3 separate regions of the Mus musculus genome follow, and regions 2 and 3 are each linked to region 1. The links are chromatin loops, found by intact Hi-C in ENCODE. Cell type or tissue: left cerebral cortex. All regions are shown on one strand. Each heading gives the region's core, and the rest is flanking DNA. Links, peaks and the distances in the headings are about the cores only.

Region 1 (7,911 bases), core at 989-5,988:
CCCAATTAGCCACAGTTAAGTAAGGAACATGGCCAGAGGGTCTGGGTCCAGGTGGGCAGGCAGGTGTATGGACACTGCAGTTGAGGGGGTCTTGTCAGCACCTTGGGGGTAAGGTCAGGGCAGAGCTAAACTGAAACCTCAGGGACAAAGCAGGAGTTCTTTGCCTGTTGGTCCTAGACACACACACACACACACACACACACACACACACACACACACACACACACACATACACACACACACACACACCAGAAGACAGGTTGGCAGGGTTAGGTAGCCATCACTTTATGGGGTACAGGTGAAAGGGTTACAACCTTCCTGCAGTCTGATATGTTAAATGAGCTCTTGGGCCTGATTTCTCTGATATGATTTTAATATACCCGTATGCCCCTACAGTCTCAGTTCGTATAGGGTGGCTCCCTCTCAATTACCAGGAGTAAGCCATTTGTCAGTCTGCTGCATGGGTGGTGACCGAAATGGAGCTGTTTATCATCCTCCATCCTCCAAATGGAGTCACAGCTGCTTGTATGTGGAGCCTCTAAGAGCAAGATACCGAGGCTGTCAGGGTGATGTTGTCTAGGGTTGCAGGTGTGAACTCTTTCTCCTCTAACTTAAGAGTAAAATGATTTTGGCATTAGCCATGGTGTATTGAAAGCAGAAAACACACACACACACACACATGCATGCATGTGCACACTCATAGGTAGACTTCTCAGTAAGGCCCATGTACCAAGACCTGGAATCTGAGTCCATCTGGCAAGGCAAAGCTGTCATGTGTTTGGGGATGGGAGAGCCCTCTCTCCCCCGGATTGTCTGGTTTGGGCAATTGAGGGGATCTTGTAATCTTCACAAAGCAAGGGAAGCTGTCCAGTTCCCATCACAGGAACCTGTCCCCACGTGGGAGATTTGAAAGTACCACAAAACAGTTTCCCCTAGTGAAGAGAGGGGAAAACCCACCAAGACTTTGTCTTGGAGAGGGAGAAGAAGCCAAAGCCAATCATTTTCAGTGTTTACGGGAAAGGCTCATTGATCTAAGTGGAGTCTCTTTGTCTGGCCCTCAGCCCCTCAGCACAGTCTGAAAATCCCATGTAGAACTGAGCCAACCCTGTCCTCAAGTCTTCCCTTCCCATCAGTGGGAAATGCTCACCCCAAAAGAGATGGAGATTCACACAAAATGTCCATCTCAGCTAGACACTCCATCTTCCTCCCATCAGTCCGTCACAAACTGAGGACCAGAGAGGTAAAGCCAGTAACTCAAGCTCACACAGCGAGGACATGGCCCAATTGGGAGAAATAGCATGGGCTTTCCTAGCAAGCCTTACTCTGTATTCATTTATTTCTTCATCTGATTAGAAGAATCCCCTAGCCCCTCTCCAAGCTGGTACCAATGCTGGGATGCTGCAGGCCACCCTTGCCTTGCCTTTGTATTCTAGTTGAGTGTTGGGGATGGGGAAGGGGGGGTGCTGAATGAGTGAGGGACCAGGAGCAATTAGAAAGTGGAGTACAGAAAGAGGGAGTCAGCAAGTCCAAGGTCAGCCTGGGCTCCAAGGTGAGATCCAGGCCAGAACCATCTAACTAAAGGCTAAAGGCACTGTCTCATCCCATAAAAGATGAGAGAAAGAAGGAGGGGAGAGAGAAAGGAAAGAACAAATGAGAGAGGGAAGGGAGGAAAGAAAAAGGAGGAAGGAGGGAGGGAGGGAGGAGGGAGAGAGGGAAGCGGGAAAGGGGAGATGGGAGGAGAAAGGAGGGAGGGAGAGACAGAGGGGGAGGGAAGGAAGAGAGAGGAGGAGGGAGTATGTAGGGAGAGAGGGAGGGGAGGGAAGAAGGAAGGAGCAGGGAAGGAGGAGGGAGGGAGAGAGGAAGGAGAAGGAGTGGGAGGGAGGAAGGAGGAGGGCAATGGGAGGAAGGAGTGCAAGGAAGAGTGACAGTAGAGAAGGGGACATCCCAGGACTTGGAGGTGCCTGATAATTTTCTTTGGGACAGCTGATCTCAGGGGTGAAGGGTGGGCTAGTTAGCTGGAAGCACCTCTGAGCCCCTGAAATGGAGTGTTAATCCCATAGGGCAAGAGTAAGACCACCACAATTTTTGAGCCAAATTTGAAGCAAGTTTTATTAAATACTGACCAGGACAATGGACACTGGCCAGGTCCATACTGGGATTCCCAGAGAATGGCTCTTCCCCAAATTCCATTAGTTAGAAACTTATCAAGGCAAACCCCTCAAGGCTAATCCAATCAGGGACAAGCATCCATCCTGACACACTTCCTGCCTTCGTATCTCCCACCTACATGTGATCAAACATATCCTGTGCATTTGGGGCAACCAAGCTTTTTTGTATTTTTTTTTAAAGAATCATGTATTATAATTTATGTATGTGAGTACACTGTGTCTTCAGACACCCCAGAAGAGGGCATCAGATCCCATTACAGATGGTTGTGAGCCACCATGTGGTTGCTGGGAATTGAACTCAGTAACTCTGGGAGAGCAGTCAGTGCTCTTAACTGCTGAGCCATCTCTCTAGCCAATCTTTTTTTTTTTCTTTTTTTTTTTACAGAAGCAAAAACACATGATTTATTATCCTACATGAACAACAACCCCAATATTCCAGGAAGCTATCTGTCCTCAGGCAAGTGGGGTACTGGTTAGAGGCATTTTTGCTTTATAGATCTCTTAAGCACAGTAATTTAAACTTGAAACATAACTTTAGCCCTCACAGAGGAAGCCGAAACTGGAAAGGAACCAAGAGGAAGCCTCAGCCTGCTTCCCCTGGCCAGCTGTGCGCTTTCTCAAAATAAACCCGGTATTTTCATGTTTTTAAAAACTCAGAGGAAGGCATGGCCATGCAGGTCGGTTGGTAGATTGCTTGCTCAGCATTTGGGAAGCCCTGAGATAGACCCTGCCCCCCCCCCCCCCCTGCACAAGCAGGTGAGCCAGTACACACGGCAATCCCAGCACATAGGGCAAGTGGAACCTAGAGGATCCAAGGTCATCTTCCATTACATAGCAACTTCGAGGCCAGAGAAGGCAGCAGCCCGCAGGACTTTATAGAGAGCAACCGGAGTCACCGACAGCCAGGCCCTGACTCTGCCTGGGAAGAGGAGACAGAAATTCTAAGTGAAAATGCTCCTGTACTCCACTGACCCTCAAGGGGGCACTATGGTGGAGTGTGGGATAACAGCAGCCCAGGCACACATAGTGTGGGGAAGATGGATGGGAGGAACACAGGTATTTGGGGCAGGATCCAGCTAGAAAAACAGGCAGGGACAGGTCAAAGTCAATACCAGGTATGTCACCTCACTTTGACTTGGTCCATGGAGGTGCATCCCTGCATCCTCAAGGCAAGAGGACCACATCAGCCAAGGGCTGGGAGGGGGCTGCTGCAGATGGAACCCAGATGTCTCTGTCTCTGTCCCTGTCTCTGTCTCTGTCTCTGTCTCTCTCTGTCTCTGTCTCTCTCTCTCTCTCTCTCTCTCTCTCTCTCTCTCTCTCTCACACACACACACACACACACACACACACACACACACACACACACACATGCACGCATGTATTTCTGGGAGTGTGAGCAGAAACCAGAAGAGGGCATCAAGTGTTCTCTATCAATATAGTATTGCCACCAGGCTTGGCTTGTACATCATTACTACCACTGTGTGGTCATAACCATTCTCTTGATCCCTTTGTGTTACTCCACCGCACACTCACTGCATGGTCCACGGGCTGGCTAATCCATTGTAGGGATATCTGAGCTGAGTCAGAAGCTGCCCCAGTTAAGAGCGTAGGAGTAAGGGTGGGACAGGGCCCTGCAGCCAGAGAGCTCTGGGTTCAAATTCCAGCCCCTGTGCATATCAGCAGCTGATTCATTCCTAAAGTTTCAGTAGCGTAGGTAACGACACCTGGGTCTGAGGCGGAAGGAGTGGGCTCCTGGGTGTTTGACAGCTGTTCAGAGCTGCCCACCCGTTACCCACAGGGCACTCCTTGGTAGATAGACCCAGACTGGAGGGATCAGGAACCTAGGAGATACTTCCTCCTGCCTTCATCACTGATTCACCCGAAGGAGAAGTTAGTGGGGGGCAAACATGCCCTGGAATCTCTCCCTCTTTTCTGCTTCTTACCCAGTTTCAGTAATAGAAAACTTGTTCAGAAGACCCTCAGACATGTGGGCCTCCTCTTACCTTGAGGCCCACAGATGTGGCTGCCTGAGGCCCCTTCTGCCTATCCCAGCCTTGAGTCCCGTGTCTTTACCTGCGTGGTGACAACATAGCCACAAGGGAAGCACAGCTCTGCCATGTCCTGTCTTCCCCATCAGTATATCTTAGTCCTACGCCTGGACTTGTCACTCTGGCAACACCCCCCAACCCCTGCTCCTCCCTCCCACACTATCCTGATAGTCTGGCAGCCACCCCTGAGACACTGACACCCTCTCAGTAGTGAGTCACAGTGTCACAGACACAGACATGGGTGTCCTTCCACAATAGATGCACAAGTAACATTAGTATCTTCGGGCTCATTGGCTAGAACTTACCAACTAACCCTAACTTCCCTTGGTAGAACGGACGCTGGCCTTCCTGGGTCCTGTTATTCCAATCTCAAGTACTGATAGGAGCTCTTGGGTCACACTCCACACTTCAAACAGGGTTCAGAGTGTCTGGGAAAGAATTCAAAGAAGCCATGGAGCTCAAAGACCTCACTGAAGGTAGAGGTTGAGAGCTGGGTGAGAGCCAGTACAGAGACAGAGGCATTGAGGTGGCCCGCTAAGATACTCAGAAGCTGATGGGAGGGGGCATTGGAGGCCAGCGAGGCAAGACAAGGATCTGGCCACAATTCAAGTTTTCTTAAGCTACCCACCAAGATGGCTATAGTATTAGGTGGCCTTCCTTCTGTGAGGTCCAGTGGAGAAGGTTGTAGTCCCTTACTTTCCAGGTCTGGTGTGTTCTATAAGTTCATGGTAATTTTCTGTTTGGTTTGGTTTTTTTCCTCTTTGAGTTTGTAGCCCAAGTTAGCTTCAATCAGTAAGTGGTTAAGTGTCTTAGTCAGGGTTCCTATTCCTGCACAAACATCATGACCAAGAAGCAAGTTGGGGAGAAAAGGATTTATTCAGCTTACACTTCCATACTGCTGTTCATCATCAAAGGAAGTCAGGACTGGAACTCAAGCAGGTCAGAAAGCAGGAGCCGATGCAGAGGCCACAGAGGGGTGTTTCTTACTGGCTTGCTTCCCCTGGCTTGCTCAGCTTGCTTTCTTATAGAATCCAAGACTACCAGCCCGGGGATGGCACCACCCACAATGGGTCCTGTCCCCTTCATCACTAACTGAGAAATGCCTTACAGCTGGATCTCATGAGACATTTCCTCAAGGGAGGCTCCTTTCTCTGTGATAACTTCAGCTTGTGCCAAGTTGACACAAAACCAGCCAGTACATCAAGGATGAACTTGAACAACTCCTCCTCCTCCTCCTCCTCCTCCTCCTCCTCCTCCTCCTCCTCCTCCTCCTCCTCCTCCTCCTTCTGGTTTTTCAAGACAAGGTTTTTCCTGTGTAGCCCTGGCTGTCCTGGAACTCACTCTTTAGATCTGATTGGCCTCAATATTAGAGAGATCCACCTGCCTCTGTCTCCTAAGTACTGGGATTAGAGGTGTGAACCACCATCACCACCACCAACAACAACCGGCAACTTTGAACTTCTAATCCTCCTGCCTCTACCTCCAGAGTGCTGGGATTACGGTTGTGCGCTGCAATACCTCATTTTATTTGTTGGTGAGGGTTGAACCCAGGGTTTCATACATGCTAGGTAAGCACTCTGTTGTCCGAGTTACATCTCCAGATTAATATGGCTGATGTCTTACCCCTTTCTGATTTACCTTGTAGTTCCTCTGCAAGACTCTCTCCCAGGCATGAGATAAGTATTTATCATTTTGTGCCTTGCGTCTCTTGCTGAACAAGGTGGTTTCTGTGTGTGTGCGCAGTAAGATTCTGCCATCTGGCCAGAGCATTTGCTCAATAGAGGGAGCTGCTACTTTGTAACTGCTCTAGACAAGGCACGGGCTTTCAAAGCTGATGTCCGCAGACCATCCAAGTGTGGACCACGAGCGGAATCTGCACATCTTCTCAGGGACAACTAAATTCATGGAAGTCTAAACCAACCAGGGTATCCCTCCTCTCTTAAGCTAGCTCAGGCTCAGGGGGGCTCGTCCCTAGGGGAAGTTGGCTTTGTGGTGGAAGAGGCCAGGCCACTTCAGTGTCTAGAGGTCTGGAGAACCATGGCTGCTATTGGAGCCACGGAGAGCCTGCCCAGGAGGAAAACTGGCAAAGTGAGTGAGCGTAGCCCAGCCAGGGGCAGGAGAGAAACCAGGCTCTGAAGACATCTTCAAGCCACCAAAGAGGCAAGCCGGGAGCCAAGCTCTCCTCACCCTACCCCCACCATACCCCCAATTTCCAGCCTCCCCTTGCTTTCTTTTTCTCTTTTTTCTCTTTCCTTTCTTTTAGTCATTTTCTTGTCTCAGACTTAGACACCATCATGCCTAGCCTGGACGTCTTTCTCAGCAGACTTTAAAAATAAATAAAGTGACGGTTTTAAGTTCATTATAAGCTCCGTCTCCAGCACAGTTTCCTGCTCTCGCACCCCCCACCCCCACTAAAATGAGCATTTCAACTGTGGGGATTTGAACCCAGAGCCCATAGCGGGGACTTCTTTGTACTCTGCCTCACTGGGGTTTTAAGAAAACTTCTCTGTCTTGTTATGCTGAGTCACAAGCTGGAGGGTGTGGGCGGTTCTGGTTCCCTCAGCCCTGAGGTTGGAAACACAGCTATTCACACAAGAATAACAGATGTTCTTTGAAACAGTTGTTGCCAGGCAAATAACTGCCGGACCTGCTGGATGGGATACCTTTTGCCAACCTATGTTCTGTTTCAGATGCTACTTCAGCTCGGCCAACCATGGGGACCTTGGTGACCCCTGAAGGAGACCCTCTCATAGTGGGGCTCCCTCCCAGACCCTGAATTAGTCACAAATCACATCCAAAGACCGGTTTTCACAGAGAGACCTTTTATTAAGCGGTGAAGAAAAGTTAAAGTGGCTATTTTCTGACTCAGACAGAAAAACAGCAGCAAATGACCTTGCAGGTGTAATTTATAAGAATCGGGAAAAGGGGAGGTCTGTGTTAGAATGGGCTGGGTGCCTTGGTATGTTTTGATTGGGCGTATTGGGTGAACCAAAGAGGGCCTTTTTTTTTTTTTTTTTTTTTTGATTTTCGAGACAGGATTTCTCTGTTGTAGCCCTGGCTGTCCTGGAACTCACTCTGTAGACCAGGCTGGCCTTGAACTCAGAAATCCTCCTGCCTCTGCCTCCCAAATGCTGGGATTAAAGGCATTCACCACCACTGCCCGGCCTCAAAGAGGGCCTTTGATTGCTGGACTTCAATACTTTGATAGGGGACCTTGGTAGTCAGCCTAAGGAGGAGAAACTGGCCAAATAAGGGAAGAGACTTTGGGGGCTAGCTTTAGGAATGCAATCTAATGTTTTGTTGTTGTTTTGTTTTGTTTTGTTTTGTTTTGTTTTGTTTTGTTTTGTTTTAGCAAGGCAGAGAGAATTGGGGAAAAGGGGAAGGCCTGCCAGAGCCATGCTTGCCAGGTCTAGGCTAGCTAGAGTCCCTTCAATGCCAATAGCTGCAGGGATGAAGGTAGGCTGGGTCAGTTTGAGCCAGAAAGGATACTCAGCAAAGCTATCCCTCAAACCCTAGTCCCCCTTCCATGTTCATATGGGAAGCTGATCTTCCAAGAATTCTGGCTCCTGAATCTGCCACTAATGAACACACTTTCCTTAGCTGCAGCAGCTAAGGAAAGTTCTGAGGTTTGTAATTAGGCCGGTGGTTCTGGGAGGGAGAGAGGTCATGGAATTTATAAATGTTGCTAAAACGTG
Region 2 (7,911 bases), core at 1,963-6,962, 48 kb before region 1:
CAGTCCTGTGTCATCAATTGCAACTGAGGCTGCACCTTCACCAATGGCCTTCCATGGCCTCTCACAGTGCTGAGCCTCAGCTGCTCTGTGTGACCCCTTCATGCCTTCAAAACTAGTACCACCCTAGTACTAACTAACTAACTCTTACACATTACCAAGTCCAGTCATAAGCACAAGGTACAACCATGGCTATCTCTGGAACACAGCCTCTTTGTGCTTTCAGAAAACACTTCCCAGAAGATGTCACCTCAATGATGCTGGTCTCTTCTTAATCACCGCTAATTTCTTAGCTCCAGCTAACCAGCATCAATAGTCCCAGTAATGCAAAGGTTTCACTTTACTAGTTCTGGTATCTTGTTAACCACAGCTGATTCTTCAGTTCCAGCTAACCAGAACCACAGAATCTTCACAATCAAAGTAACAATGACCCTGAAAAGAGTCTTTAATTTTCCCTCTGAAATTTCACAAGCCAGGCCTCCATCTTCTGTACTGTTCTCAACATTATCTTCCAAGCTCCTACACAACATCCCACAGAGCTCTTAACATTGAATGGATCTTGTAGCTCAAAGTTCCACAGTCCTCCTCAAAACATGGTCAGGTTGTCACAGAAATACCCCACTTCTGGTACCAATTTATCTTAGTCAGGGTTTCTATTCCTGCACAAACATCATGACCAAGAAGCAAGTTGGGGAGGAAAGGGTTTATTCGGCTTACACTTCCATACTGCTGTTCATTACCAAGGAAGTCAGGACTGGAACTTAAGCAGGTCAGGAAGCAGGAGCTGATGCAGAGCCATGGAGGGATGTTCTTTACTGGCTTGTTTCCCCTGGCTTCTTGCTTAGCCTACTCTCTTATAGAACCAAGACTACCAGCCCAGAGATGGTCCCACCCACAAGAAGACTCCCCCTGCCTCCTTGATCACTAATTGAGAAAATGCCTTACAACTGGATCTTGTGGAGGCATTTCCCCAACTGAAACTCCTTTCTCTGTGATAACTCCAACTTGTGTCAAGTTGACACAAAATTAGCCAGTACAGGGTGCCAGTGCTGGGTAGTCAGAGACAGGAGGATTCTGTGAAAGTCTGACTAATAGAGCTTAAGTTTTCTGGCTTCTACATGTCCAGGCATGGGTCAGCGTGCCTGCACACACACACACACACACACACACACACACACACACACACACACACACACACACACACACACACACGCACAATTCTATTTCTCTCCATAGGTAGTCTTCTGACATTTGTGGACCAAACTTTAGGGTAAAGCCATTTCTAGAACAGGTAGTACTAAAGAACACCTCCTTTCTCAGGGTCTGCTCAGCCTTGAGTGAGTTTGGGGGTGAAGGCTCAGATGGCTCCATGTAAGCTAGCACCAGAGAAGATAACACACTGCCCAAACATCCTGAATTTAATGATGATGATGATGATGATGATGATGGTGGCGATGGTGCTGAAATTTAAAAATCATTGTATTACTGTTCGTATTATGATATATATGAGTGTGAGCACACAGGTGCCTGCCACTGCACACATGTGCAGGTCAGAGGACAGCTGTCTCCCCTTCCCACCATGGGAATCCCAGGGATCAAACTGGGGTAGGCAGGCTCATTTACTAAGATTTTTCTCTGAAACCTTTTTTGTCCTTTTGCTTGGACGGTTTTCTTGACTCGTCAGTTAAGGCAAGAAGCATTTTTGGGAGTTTCAAAGGTCCTTGGCAGTGCCTGTGGGGGTGTGGCACACGGAACTGCTTTCTCATGCCAGGTGAGGATCTCAGTATTACACAGGGCTCAGACTCCGGCATCAGGGTGATTTGAAAAGGCAGAACAGCTGCCTGGAGCTCGTAGGCTCAAGTCTCAGACCCCACGCTGTCAGTTCTGAGGAGGGACTCCAGGTGCCGGGTTGCCAAGGAGTCACTGTAAGTTGCAAAAATCACTATTTGGGGGTGAGAGGGAATAAACATCTACCCTTCTATTGGCCAAAATGTCTAAAACTCTTGTCTGGGGGTTGGCTTCTTTTATTTTTTTAAATTGCAGTTTGTCTTAATTCTAATATAAATGAAAAAATTAGCAGATTCAAAATAGACAGAAGGACACAACCGAGACAGACAACCGAAAGCATTTACTTGTTGGCCTGTACCTAGAATTGGGAGATCTCCCTGGTTTTTGATGGCTCTCTCCCAGGAAAAGAGAATCCTCTCTGAGCTGTTGGGGTATTTGAAGGATCAGCGCAAAGCCTCTGGGTTTGACACGTGTGCCTGCCTGCACAGGATTCTAGTTTTGCTCAATGGCCATGGCTCGGTCTGTCTTCTGGGTGAGGTCTGTGTTAGGTGTGTGAGCACAAAAATACCGTCTGTTTTCTTTAAGTGCAGTGTGGTGGTGGCGGCTTGACAGAAACCACTCCACTTTACTCTGATGCCTTCCGCATCCTGAGACAGGCCAGGAGGCTCGGGACTGGGGGGCAGGAGAGGGAGGTCTGTCTTTAAGAGGGATGGCAGCTGCAGGAAGCTTGATGTCTCGTCCCACTCTTGGTTCTCAAACAGGCCTTAGCCGGAGGCTCTGACAGGCACCACCGTTTGAATCTCCAATTGGTGGGTTCTGAGGTTCAGACCCAGCTAAACCGACCCAGAACCCTCATCTTCTGTAACCACGTGTATGTGTGTCTCTGTGTGTGCCCATGCGTACACACAAATGTATGCATATATGTGTGGAGGCCACAGATCAAGCTCGGGTGTCCTTTCTCAGGACGCCATCCCTGTACCTTGTCTATGGAGGCAGGATCTGTCACCGACCTCGACCTTGCTCATTCAGCCAGCCTGGCTGGCCACTGAGCCCCAGGGATCCACTTGCTTCATTTCTTCTTCGTTTACAACTAGAATTGTAAACAAGTGTGCACTTTTTGTACCTGGGTTCTGGGGGTTGAACATGGGACCTCACGTTTTCATGATAAATACTTTACGTATTGAACTGGCCTCTCCCCCCCCCCCGCCCCCTCCCCGGCCTCGAGGCCTGTACTTTTAGTACGCATACTTTATATTCGTCTCATTCCAAGTTATGAGAACACACACGCAGTTGTCTGATGAATTGCTTTACTTGTGAGGGCCTCCCAGGACTCTCTTAGGTACGAAGCAGGAAGTTGGATGCCAAGAGAAAGGTGGAAGTAGACAGATTCAAGGCAGTGGAGTGGTGGGGAAAGGTCAGCCTGACTCAGCAGACTTCTGTGTCTCATTCTGGGTGAAGACAGAAGGGCCCCCACCTTGCCTCTAGGGTGGGAGAGGGGTGTTTCCTTTATCACCGGGAAACTTGGTGGGGCTGGGAGAGGTGTGATGGGAGACGCGCATGTCCGGGTGTTTCAGGAGATGGCTCTTTTCAGCATTTGGGCTTCTTCCCTTTGCAAAACATGTTGGGGTAGAACTGGTACTTTAAACTGTAGGTTTTCTTGTTCCGGGCGAAACATTCAGCGGCGGCTTTATCGCACTGACACAGCCGTTTCTGACAGGAGTTCTGGTTTGCTAAAACCAGGGGAAAACGGACACGGAGCTGATGGTTATTATCTCCCGGCTGCTGCTCGTGGGGACCTGTCTCTTCTAAAACAAGCACTAGGGTTCCTGGGAAGGCCGAACCCCATCTGACCGTCTGCTAGGGACACACAGTGGCCACACATGGCGCTGCCAGAGGTTTGCCTCCTTCCCTAGCCACCTTCTTCTAGGTGTTTGTTTGTTTGTTTAGTGGCCAGGGTCTCTGTAGCTTAGGCTGCCTTTGACCTCTCTAAGTGGCTGAGGATGACCTTGAACCTGCCTCCACATGAGCGCTGGGATTCGGGTCATGCTAAATTTTGCCCATTTCATACACTGCAGAGGGCGGAACCCAGGCCCTCACCTATGCTAGGCTAGCAGCCAGCCAGCTGAGCTACATCTCTGGTCCTGCCTTCTTGCTCACAGGTCTGCTTGTGTAAGTGAGCCCGGCTGCAGAGGCCTCAGGATGGATGGGCGTACGGTCTGCCCTCTCTCTTTGCCTGAGGTTGGTCTTAAGGTAGCATGCTCTCTCCTGACTGAATTTCCAAGGGAAGGACACAACAGGGGCTTCTGGAAAGTGTTCGTTTTCCCCTCTCGAAAGAGTCTTAGAGAGAGAAAGCCACCCATCATTAGAGCCCTGGGTTCTTGGGAGTTTAATGCATCTTATAGAATAAGCACAGATGCTGACACTGTGCCAGAGCCCAGGAGCAGGACTGACCCTGTGCTGTAGAAGTTGCCCAGGCCTGGCAACATACTTTTGCGGATTCTCACCCATGTGTGAGCAAGGCTGCTTCCCACCCTGACTACTTTCTCCTGCAGGTAGCATGGCTCATTTGCCCCCCCCCCCCAACTCCTGTGGCCCAGGCACTCTGCAGCCAGGCTGACAAATGTGCTTCTTGCTGCTTTGCTAAGTAATAGATCCCCATTGCTGGAGTGCACGATGTCCAGAAAGTCCTGGCTTGACCGTGTCCCTTCATTGTCCCACTGCTCAGACTCATCCTCACCTGTCCATTGGGCAGCAGAGTGACTGACCCTGTCCTCTTTAATCTTTTGGCCACACTCTGCCCTGTTTGGGGGGTGGTTGTGTGTGCCCTGTTTTAGGGGATGTGTGTGCTTCACCGCCTAGGACTCAGCTTACACTCCACTGCTTGCAGGATCTACCTTAAGCATCAGGCTGGGCGAAGGCTTTTGCTGACTCCCTGTTGGGAGTCTTTGCCACCCTCTTCACCATTTGTTCTTGCTTCCTATTCAACTGTGAGGTTCTTACAGCAGGGATAAATTCCCTGCATGCACCAGCAAAGTTCCCAGCATGCATGCGTGTGCTCAACAACCTCGTGAAGGAAGCAGGCAGGCATCTCAGGGTCTTACCAGAACAGGTGATTTGGCCCCCTTGGTGGGAGTACTTGTATTTCAGTAACTTAGTACCACATCCACTTTTCTCCAGGCGCTTGTAGCAACAGTCATGAGTAACACAGCACCTGGATGGGGGACAGATCTTATAGAGGCTGCCTGGCATCCCAGCATTTCCTTTGACCTTTGTGATTCTGAGCAGAAACTCAAGAACTTAGGAGTGGTCCAGAGCAGAGCTCCCAATGTGCTGACCTCGGCTGGCTGGAAACCACTGGGACACTGAGGTAGTGGGTACCAGTTCCCTCCTAGTCCCACCCCAGCCAGAATGACAGAGCCATAGGAGAACTGGGGTGGCCTTACCGGTCTGTGGCATCCTTGGGGGAATCCTTTGCCACCCAGGCCACAGTGGCATCCATAGAAGGCATAGCTAAGCTCAGCTCTCTTTCCTGTCTTAAGCCAAATCATTTCCCCAAACTGCGCAATGTTCCCTTGGACCTGTATTGAGCCTGAAAGGAAATGGAGAAATGACCTGGTAAAGGGTGGTGAGCCCTGAGCCCCATCTCCACATGGCATCTCTCTGCTCCCTTCTCTCTCCACAAATGGCTTCTTCCTCCTCACACCGAGGAAGGGGCCAGGCTGACAGGAAGGAAAGCCAGGGGAGGAGTTCAGGGTCCACACTTACCAAAGGCCATGATCGAGGCTGCTAGCAGCAGGAGGACCTTCATGCTGTCAGCTCTGTGAAGGACAGGTACACACGGCTTGGGCATGTCCTCCCAGGACAGCTCAGCCTTTACTCCAGTCCTTGTTCAGCTGTCTGACTTAGCAGCCGCAGAGGCACATATGTGCACTTGCATGGGGGCTAGGTCACAGAGTGCACACAGAGTGGCTTCCGACTGTGCATTGCACACGTCACCCTTGTCCCTTCCTGGCTTCATGGAACGGTTCCTCATACAGGAATGATGTGACTCGTGCACTTCCGTCAGTCCTCCTGGGAGCCTGGACTCATTCCCCAGAATTGGGGGTTGAAGGCAACGTCTCCCCTCACTATATACTCCATCTGTGTCCTCCAGTTAGATTCAAGGCTTGGCAAGCCCACCCGTGGAGTCTGCTCCCGACAGTCTCCTCCCCAGCTCAAACTGCGCATTCTCTTTGCAAGCCGATTACATGCATGCACACACAATGCCTTTCTCTTCCAACACTACATGAATTACGTGGACACGCGCGTGCTGCCCTCCCATCCCTGTGACAATTACATCTATGTACACAGGATGCCTTTCTAACCCACTACTGATGGCATGTAAATACACATGCTCCCAAATTCTCCCCCAGCACCCTCATAAGCCCATACAACATACTTGTCCATGAATGCTGTCTTGTACATATTTACCTGATGGGGGCTCCCATCCACAGGCATGTCCATATGCACACACATACTCACACACACCTGCACAACCACTCAAATACATCCAAAGGGCAGGAGTTTCTGGGCATTTACCTCTTGGATGGTGGTATGGTTTCTTGTTCAAGGCCTTGTCTTGTTTTTCCTGAATTCCAACTGCCCTTAAATAGCTCTTCCCTCTGCAGGGATGGGGAGGTGGGTGTGGTCAAATAGTGGATTCACGGATGGGCATACCCAATGCCCTTTTTGTTCCCCAACAGCTGGCAGGGCAGCCCTGAGGGCTGGAAAAGCCTTCATACCAAGGGGTGCCGCCATCATAAATTTCAGCTGATTTTGAAACCTCTCCTGACTGGGGAACTTTCCATAAACCCATCTGGGTGTGACTACCGGACACCTCCCAGCAGTCACTTCTGAGAGCTTGCAAGGACTGTATAGAGTGTAGTGAATGGGTGTTTGAAGGTCTAGGATGTTTCTGTCTTCTGATACATCGGCAGCAGTCACTTCTGAGAGCTTGCAAGGACTGTATAGAGTGTAGTGAATGGGTGTTTGAAGGTCTAGGATGTTTCTGTCTTCTGATACACCATGACATTCAGGGATACGAAGGTTACATTGATTCTGTATGGCTTGTTCACCTCATCTGTCAATCATTCATTCATTGGGTCACAGAAGCTTTTGTGAAGTTTCAAGGCCATGCAGACTTCTTGGGAGGCGATAAGGATGAGTTCTTGGGACCCCCACTGTCCGCTCTAGCACGGGAAGGATTGGATGACGCAGTCTCTGTCAACCAAAGGGCCAGCGCCTCCATATTTCCTTCTTCTTCCTCTTCACTCTCTTCCTCTTTCCTTCCACGATTTCTTCTGCGTGTGTTTATATTTCTGTGGTTGTTCTTGTGTGTGCAGGTGTGTGTGCAGGTGTGTGCGTGTGTGTGCATGTGACATTCAGAAGACAACCTTGGATTTTTTTTGTTTGTTGGTTTTTTGTTGTTGTTGTTGTTTTTTGTTTTTGTTTTGTTTTGTTTTTTTGAGACCTGGAGTTCACAAAGTAAGCTAAGGTTACTGCCCAGCAACTCCTCGGGATCTGGTGATCTTGACTCCCGCTCCACTCCCACCCCCAGCATCTGGGTTACAAATGTGTGCTGTCACACCTGGCTTTTTTACATGGGTCCTGGGTACTGAACTCAAGTCCTTGGGACTGCAAGGCAAGCACTTTACCACGGAGCCACCTTACCAGTCCCATAGGAATTCTTAAATCTGGAAGAATCCATCAGCTTTTCTCCAGAACTGTGCTAGGGCAGACAAGGGCCTGCCCCGGCCTTTAGGGGATGGAGCTGAGGCAGAACACGGAGTTGGATGACGGCTAAAGTCTGAATGACCCCTGACCTTATACCTCTCTCCATCTGTATTTGGGGCTAGAAGCTGCCGGCTTCTGGAAAACTTAACAGTCTCTTGCTTATTCTGTGGCTGAAAACCCCTGGCTTCTTTTCTCTTCAGCTCTCTGTGCTCTAGTATGCGCTGTATCTTTATTTTATAACTCTCTGCTCCTTATTAAACACAGCGTTTTTACTCCTTTGACTCTCTGTGCTTTACTAAGCACTGGAAACTTAACTCTTCCTTACTGTTCTGTGCTTAAATAAGCACGAAAAAT
Region 3 (7,911 bases), core at 1,963-6,962, 70 kb after region 1:
GGCGGTGGGGATGAATCCACACACAGGAAGAGACCTCTCTAGAAAACTACGTTGTAGCCCCACATTCTCTCCGGCAGCCATGAGGAAGTTCTACATCCATCCCTAGACTGTGGCTGCGGCCAGGATAATCTACTTTCCACTGCTGGCTCCTTCCAGAATCTTCTGTCAGTGCAGTGAACTCTGGGTCTCTCAAAGCCAATACTTGGCCTTTCTATACTTGACACCAGGTTAAACTCTTCCCAGAGAGGATTCCCGTCTAGTAAACAAGTGGGGGCTTAGGGACCACGGCACTGGCGCTGGCATTTCTTGCAATGCTGTGTTTGGACGCAGCCTCCCTCCCAAGCTGCACCAGCAGAGACCCACGAGGGTCCCTGTTGGTATGAGGTGGCAGCAAAGGGAAGAGCTATCTTCTGCTGTCGCAAATCCCTCAGCACACATCTCTGAAACACCTTAGAGCTAGAGGCCCATAGAAATGGCCTCTCCAGCCATGGACCAGCCAGGGCTGCTTTTGAGTGGACTGACGGTTGGAGCTTCTTTGGTATCACCTGTCTATGTGCAGGATCCTTCCAAAATGGAAGTAAACTACGCAGCACCCTGTTTTTAAGATGCACACAGCTACGCTTCTGCACAATTTTTTACTAACCACCCCTTGGCCTACTTGAGCACAGGTAAATTATTTTATCTCCCAGCCTCAGCGTCTCTCTCAACCTTGTCAAATGTGGAAGGCCAGTGACCCCAAAGTGGGCTCTGGTGTCAGGGCCTCCGTAGGAGAAGGAAGGCAGCTCGTTGGGGCTTCTTCCCTGTGTCCCTGTCATGCTGTGCAGCCGGCTCACTGGCGTGGAATGCCCCTTCCCGCCTTAGCCAGAGCTGTCACAAGCACTGTAGAGTCTTGTTTTTCTGGGGATACAGATCATTTGCCAAAGCTCTCTCATATTGCAGGTTCAGCCAGACACCCACAAGTCATCTGTGTCCCTTGACGGCCAAATCCCCATTTGGAGTCAGGAACACTGAGACCTTCTGGGCACTTTGTCCCCCTTGGAGCCTGAGTACCACATGTCCTGGGTACTGACTGGTACATGCCTCCCATACCCTCAGTACCCAGACAAGGCAGGGTTTAGGAGTTGTTGGAGCATCTCAAAGTGTCACTACCTCAGTAACAGGGGCATTTTGTGCACGGGACACCACCAGCAGTTATGGGTGTTCCTTCTAGCACACTATGCCTTGGTGACAGCAGTGATGACTCTCAACAGTGTCATCCTACCCCAGACACCTCCCACATCACACAGATCACTCTGGACTAGGACATTTCCTGAACATTTGCAAGATTTACAGTCCTGCCTAGGTTAGTGGCTCCTTTGATGGCAAAGGTCAGCTGGAACTTGACTTTGAGGTGGCAGGCCCATGCAACTGGCCACCTCCTCCACCAGTGACCACGACAGAAGGGACTGGTAGCTTGAACTTGGACCCTCCAGTACAGGCATTCCACTTACCCCCAAGTGTACAATTCTGCCCTTGATCTAGGTAGGAGCCTATAAAAAAATCACACACCTACTCTATGGTAGGAATAAAACTCCACCCACACACGCACAACTTGGTGATTCGAAGCTTTAGAATATGCTTAGTGGAGGGAGGAGCTCCTGGATTTAGGGGTTTGCTGCTGCTATTTGGCTTAGTATTTGGGGGTGGTGGGGCAAAGAAAGGGAGAGGCACAAAGCATAGGACTGTTTTAGGATCTTCCAGGAGACATGATTAAAGCTAGATTTGAGCCATCGTAATCACCTCTCTTTTTTTTTCTTCTTGGACAAAAGATAATGATACGAGCAATAAAAACTGATTTGTGTGAAAGCCTGTGTGAAGGCGTCCAATCTCATGTTTTAGCCTGAGACTTGAGCCACCCAGACAGGAGTGCGCAGAGCGCACATGAATCTCATCTTCAGGTGTCTCCCTGGGAAACTGAGTATCCCGCAAGCCATTGTAGTCAAGGCTACACACACACACACACACACACACACACACACACACACACACACACCACACACATGAATCTCATCTTCAGGTGTCTCCCTGGGAAACTGAGTATCCCGCAAGCCATTGTAGTCAAGGCTACACACACACACACACACACACACACACACACACACACACACACACACACACCACACACATGAATCTCATCTTCAGGTGTCTCCCTGGGAAACTGAGTATCCCGCAAGCCATTGTAGTCAAGGCTACACACACACACACACACACACACACACACCACACACCACACAGAATCCAACCTTGGAAGCCCCCTCAGAAGTGCCTCTGCGCTGGGCAGTGGTGGCACACGCCTTTAATCCCAGCACTTGGGAGGCAGAGGCAGTCGGATTTCTGAGTTCGAGGCCAGGCTGGTCTACATAGTGAGTTCCAGGACAGCCAGGGCTACACAGAGAAACCCTGTCTCCAAAAACCAAAAACCAAAACCAAAACCAAAAAAAAAAAAAAAAAAAAGAAAAGTGCCTCTGCTTCTGACCTAGGAGGTAGCTGGGGAAGAGTCCCCTCCAACTCCCCTGTGTCATCAGGGATGCTCTGGTCTAGTGGTACCTGCCTGGTTGTACATTCATCGTGGTGGCCTTTGGTTGGTTGTTCTTCCTCAGTTTGTGATCACAGACCTTCATTGTTTGTTGAACCAGTAGTCATCTGAGAGTTCTCCCCTAGTACAATATAGTGGTCGGCATGAGCAACCCCCATGGGGTGGTTTAAATATGTGGCCATAGGGAGTGGCACTATTAGGAGGTGTGGCTTTATTGAAGGAGGTGTGGCCTCGTTGGAGGAGGAGTGTCACTGTGTAGGTGGACTCTGAGGCCTGCTATGCTCAGGCCTTCACCCAGTGTGGAAGACTTCCTGGCTGCCTGCAGATCAAGATGTAGAACTCTCAACTCTTCCTCCAGCACCACATGTGCCTGGATGTTGCCATGCTTGCCCCCCCCCCCGCCCTCCATGATGCTCATGGACTGAACCCGAAACTGTAAGTCAGCCCCAATCAAATATTTTCCTTTATACGAGTTGCCTTGTTCATGGTATCTCTTCACAGCAACAAAATGCTAACCAAGACATCCCAAGAGACTATTAGCAAGGGAGTACAAACCACAACTGAGCACTCCCTCTTAGGTTGTTCAGTGGCTCAGCTGTATCTGACCGGCCCAGAGTAGGGGCAGGGGTCACACTATGTCCCCCTGTATCTTTGTCTCCTTCCTGCCACTACCAACCATATCACCTCCACTTTTCCTGTGGTGGCACTGGAATGACTGCTCATCATGGGCGCAGAGTTAGCAGAGGATGCGCGATCCCAGCATATCTTCCGGTAAAGACAATAACTGCATCACCCTCGGCAGCAGCAAGAGCAGGAGAAGCAGGTGACTCATCACCTCGAATCCAAAAAAATAAATAAAATGCATTAACAGATGGCAGTCAGCTCTGACACAGCCCTTACCCTGACTGCACCCGGGGATGTGGCCAACAGTCAGGCCAGGGTGGTCCCTGTCAAAGAGACAGCCTGGGAACAAGATTGCGGGCCATTACCGGTGACCTGAGGAGGGCAGATCCCTAGCCTTGCACAAGTAGATGCAGGGAGAACTAGGCTGGGATGAACAAACTCTCAGTTTCTTGGTTGTTTGATGTATCTTTCAGAGGAGCCTTTCGTGTGATGGGGTCCATTGCTCCGCTTTCTAAGCAGACTCCTGGATGGGCTTTTGGCTTGACATCAGCTTGGAAGTGTTTTGATCAAACACAGCTATCTGTTTTCTTCATCCACGACCACACATCGCAATAGTGTAGCGACAGTTAAGCCTACACTACAGCTTAATCGCTGCACCAAAACAGCCAGGTCACACCATAGAGGCTTAGACCCACTGTGGAGGCCCAGGCAATGGAAGCAGGACGGACTTTTGGTGAGTCAGTTACGAGCATGCAAGTCAGTAGTTCCCATTATAAAAAAAATAAGATCAGATGTTTTCCTTTCTGTCCCCACTTCCTTGCTTAGGGATGTCCCTCCCAGCCCACTCTGATGTCCTTTTGTCTTCCTGTACATTCAAATGTTCTGGAGGCATCTGCTCCCCTGAATAGTCAACACAGAAGAGCAAACCAAGGTATTTCTGGACACTTAGATTCTCTCCTAGAGGGCTGAACATCCACTGAGACACACACTGGTGGGTGAAATTCAGCCCCCACTGATTCAGCCTGCCCTGACTGGAGGGACTCTCTGGCTGGTGGCTGAATAGACTAGGGGGCTGGGGTGGAAGATGGAAGATCAACTCCAGGAAGTAGAGAGTAATTAGGCAAGGGATGGGAGTGGGGGTGGCCTGGGCTCCTGGGAGCCGGTCAGATTTAGGGTACCCAATTTCTTCTCTTTGGAAAGAAAAGAAAAAGGGTGTGGTTGAGAGGCTGGGATGTCCTTGAGTTGGCCTGACCAATATTTCCGATGTGCAGGTCTTGTAAAGACAAACAAGAGCGCTAAAATCCACAATAGGCAGGGGGATAGCCCTGGGCATCTGTGGCACTCCTACGAAGGGAAGAAACAACGTGTTTATGGACACAATGCGTGGAGGCAAACAAGGCTATTAACTCCACTTGCTGAGGACAGGTGCGCCTTCACAGGTCCCTGACTCACTGGTCCAGGTTAGGCAGAGTTAATGCTAATTGCCACCTCCTCCAGGGCTGTGATTCCTGACCAAGCTTGCTTCGGAAGACACCTGCTCCAAGGAAGCATCGTACTGGCTCCCTGGCTCCTCTGTTCCTCCCTCCCCTGATGCCGTTCATTTCCTTCATTTAAATCCCAGATGCTGATTTGGAACCCGAGTCTTCTCCAGAGGGTCTAGTGACCTAACAAGCCTCTTACTTTATTAACTTTCATGACTGTCTGTTGACAAGGAGGGTTCTAGGGCTTTGGGTCTTGGGCCTTAGGTAATCAGCTGAAAACTCACTGTTCGGATTGATATCTGTCCCCTGTGACAGAAGACATGCCCACACTGTTTCCCTCCCTCCCTCCCTCCCTCCCTCCCTCCCTCCCTCCTTCCCTCCCCCCTCCCTTCCATTCCCTCCCCTTTTACAGGATCTCATGTTAGATCCAGTAGCCTTGAACTTGATACATAGCTGAGGATGGCCTTGAACTTCTGATCCTTCTGTCTCTACTTCTCAAACGCTTGGGTTAGAGGCACGTGAGCCATGACACCCAGTTTATTCAAAGCTGGGGATCAGACCCAGGGCTCAGAACATGCCAGGCAAGCTCTCTCTAACCACTTGGCCACACCCCCAGACCATGTTTACTTTTTTCCAAAGTCATAGTTTTATTATAAAATATCAAACTTGATGCAGATCTATAGCATGTACCATCTTCACCATACATTATTTTCCCAGACCCCCCCCTCCAAAAAAAGAGGCAGTTATAGCCTGTCCTTTAAAGACACCTTAAGTTGTTTTGGTAATGTGAAAATTGAGAAAACTGACAGGGGACGAAAGCCATCCTCAACCCCTCTTATCAAAGACTGCCATGGTTCATGTCTCGGCACACATTGTTTTTATCCTCAGAGATTACACTTACGTTGTATGCTTCTTTCTTGCCAATAGACACACATGAATATTTTTTAACATTTGTGTTCCCAGCAAGAGCTTGCATGTCCACAATCCCAGCTTTCTAAGGACCCACAATTATTTTAAAGTTGAGTAATACTCAACTCCTTGGCGTCTTATCATCACTGAACTATTTTCTCTTTATGAAGCATTCATGTGTTCCCAGTTTTGTTTTTAACCACAGAAGTCAAAGCAAAAACTCTACACGTATGGTGTGTGTGTGTGTGTGTGTGTGTGTGTGTGTGTGTGTGTGTGTGTGTGTGTGTGTAAATTATTTCTTCAGGGTAAATATCCAGAAAGACAGTCAAGGACTTTACTCTGGCTCTCTCTGTAGTCCTGTGATCCAGGTAGACTTTGAGCTTGCAAGCTTCTGCCTCAGACTAGGGGGAGACAGAATGGAAGACCTCAGCTTTCAGGTCCCATTGACTTGGCTTTGCTGTTTAAGTGGCTACAGAGCAAAGCTAGCAGAAACTTAGGCTATTGCTTTTAATGATTTATCTTTTCCTAAATTGAAAATACAAACTAAACACTTAATTTTGAGTATCATGGGCTACTGCTACTTATTAACATTGTGTCTTTGAAGACACTTCTAAAAGTTATTTGTTTGTTTGTTTAGTGTGTTTATGTGTGTGTTTGTGTGTCTGGGGTAGGTTCTGGGATTGAGCCCAAATCTTCAGATTTATACTGCACACACTTCTGTCTGCAGAGAATGCACTCTTTAGAACTAAAATAGAGGAGGGAGGAAGGGAGGGAGGGAGGGAGGGAGGGAGGGAGGGAGGGAGGGAGGGAGGGAGGGAGAGAGAGAGAGAGAGAGAGAGAGAGAGAGAGAGAGAGAGAGAGAGAGAGAGAGAGTGTGTTCAGCAGTTAAGAGCACTGCTTCTCCTGGGACTGGAGAGATGGCTTAATGGTGAGGAATACATGCTGCTATTCTAGAGGATCAGGGTTCGATTCCCAGAATACACATGATGGCTTACAATGGTAACTACAGTTCAAGGGGACCTTCTGGCTTCTGACAGCACCAGTCATACAGGTGGTGCATAGACACACATGTAGACAAAGCACCTATACACATAAAAATAAAATTTAATAATAAAAAAATTACTGTTCATCTAGAGGACCTGGGTTCGATGCCTAGAACCTACAAGGCAACTTGTAATTGTCCATATTCAGTTCCAGCGATCCACAGCCTCCTCTGGTCTCCAAGGGCATTACACACAGGGTGTGCACATACATAGCCATATACATACATGCAAGCAAAATTCAGATACACATGAAATAAAATTTGAATTTTGCCGAGTGTGATGGTGCATACCCTTTAATCCAGCACTAGGGAGGCAGAAAGAAATGAATCTATGAGTTTGAGGCCAGCCTGTTCTACATAGTGAGTTCCAGGACAGTCAGGGCTACAGAGTGAGACACCCTGTCTAAAAAACAAACAACAATAATGTTTGTTTTAAAAATTAAAACTAAGATAGATTCTATCTGATGATTATTATGCAAAGCAGGGACAATCTCTGTTTTATCTCTATCCATATTTATGTAGTGCATTGTACTTTGCAAAATATATGTGGTATTGAACTATATGAACACTGGTTCTTGTTCAACTAATCGATAATTGACAGGACAGGACCACATTACATTGCTTAGGCTGGTCTTGAACTCCTGGACTCAACTCCCAAGTCAGCATCTCCAGTACTGGAATTCAGGCCTGTTCTAATGAGCTTGGGTTCGAATGAGTCAAATCTTGTATGTTTTCACTGCGCTAACAAGCTGAACAAGGACACAGCACACCAGGCACAGAACAGGACGGTGAATCAGACTAGATCTGTTCTCGAGGAATTTCCAATCAAGTTGGGGAAAACCCATGTGAAAGAGACGCTGGTGTATTTGCCAAGCATCCTCCATCTCATTTGGTGAGAGTCGGAAACCAACTAAGCACTTGGTGGCAGGAAATATCCCCGAGCATCTGTGACAGCCTCCAGAGGGAGTCCATATGCTACCTTCACAGAGGGCAGAGCAAAGCCATCAACACTCGGGATAAGGGTCAGGTTACCAAGCTGCTGGCTTCTCATGACTTTCTGTCCACATTTTTCAAGGATGGTGAGGAGCGGTGAGAGGCAGGTTGTGGCAGAGACCAACATGGGATCCTGGAAGTCAGTCCTGTTTGCAGAGAGCATTTGCCTTTCAATGTCAATCGCAAGGAGAAGGGGCCACCAAGGACACGTTCTAGGACTTTCTAGAAAAGTCTCTGAGGGAAGCCCAAGCGGGAGTCAGGTCAGGAACCTCTGGACAAACCGGATC

The links. Hi-C counts contacts between places; a loop is a spot of excess contacts. Peaks named below come from ENCODE experiments on the same cell type or tissue, not always from the same donor. Only the 100,000 strongest peaks of a DNase experiment are listed, where the experiment ranks them.
Region 2: it touches region 1 in a loop (2.2-fold over the local background); 2 of 42 quality-filtered maps call a loop at or near these places.
Region 3: a loop joins it to region 1, with 2.3 times the contacts of the local background. A loop is called at or near these places in 11 of 42 quality-filtered maps.

Annotation. Positions count from the first base shown.
Region 1 is chr4:138,781,161-138,789,071 of GRCm38, reverse strand. Pla2g2d (phospholipase A2, group IID) reads right to left here. Exons shown (of 4, transcript NM_011109.3): 4 at 7,020-7,911. Among named protein-coding and RNA genes, the nearest start is that of Gm32871, 4.8 kb to the right of the region's middle. In left cerebral cortex, for the core only: CTCF peaks have their summits at 2,393 (motif pointing right) and 3,157 (motif pointing right); DNase peaks (open chromatin) are centred at 2,740 and 3,128; H3K27ac peaks cover 1,428 bases.
Region 2 is chr4:138,830,354-138,838,264 of GRCm38, reverse strand. It overlaps a transcript of Pla2g5 not described here and the pseudogene Pla2g2a. Among named protein-coding and RNA genes, the nearest start is that of Pla2g5, 15 kb to the right of the region's middle. In left cerebral cortex, for the core only: a CTCF peak has its summit at 4,408; no DNase peak of the experiment used is centred there.
Region 3 is chr4:138,712,467-138,720,377 of GRCm38, reverse strand. It overlaps Ubxn10 (UBX domain protein 10), which reads left to right. Exons shown (of 2, transcript NM_178671.5): 2 at 1-1,852. Among named protein-coding and RNA genes, the nearest start is that of Ubxn10, 8.8 kb to the left of the region's middle. In left cerebral cortex, for the core only: no CTCF peak of the experiment used is centred there; a DNase peak (open chromatin) is centred at 4,097; H3K27ac peaks cover 287 bases.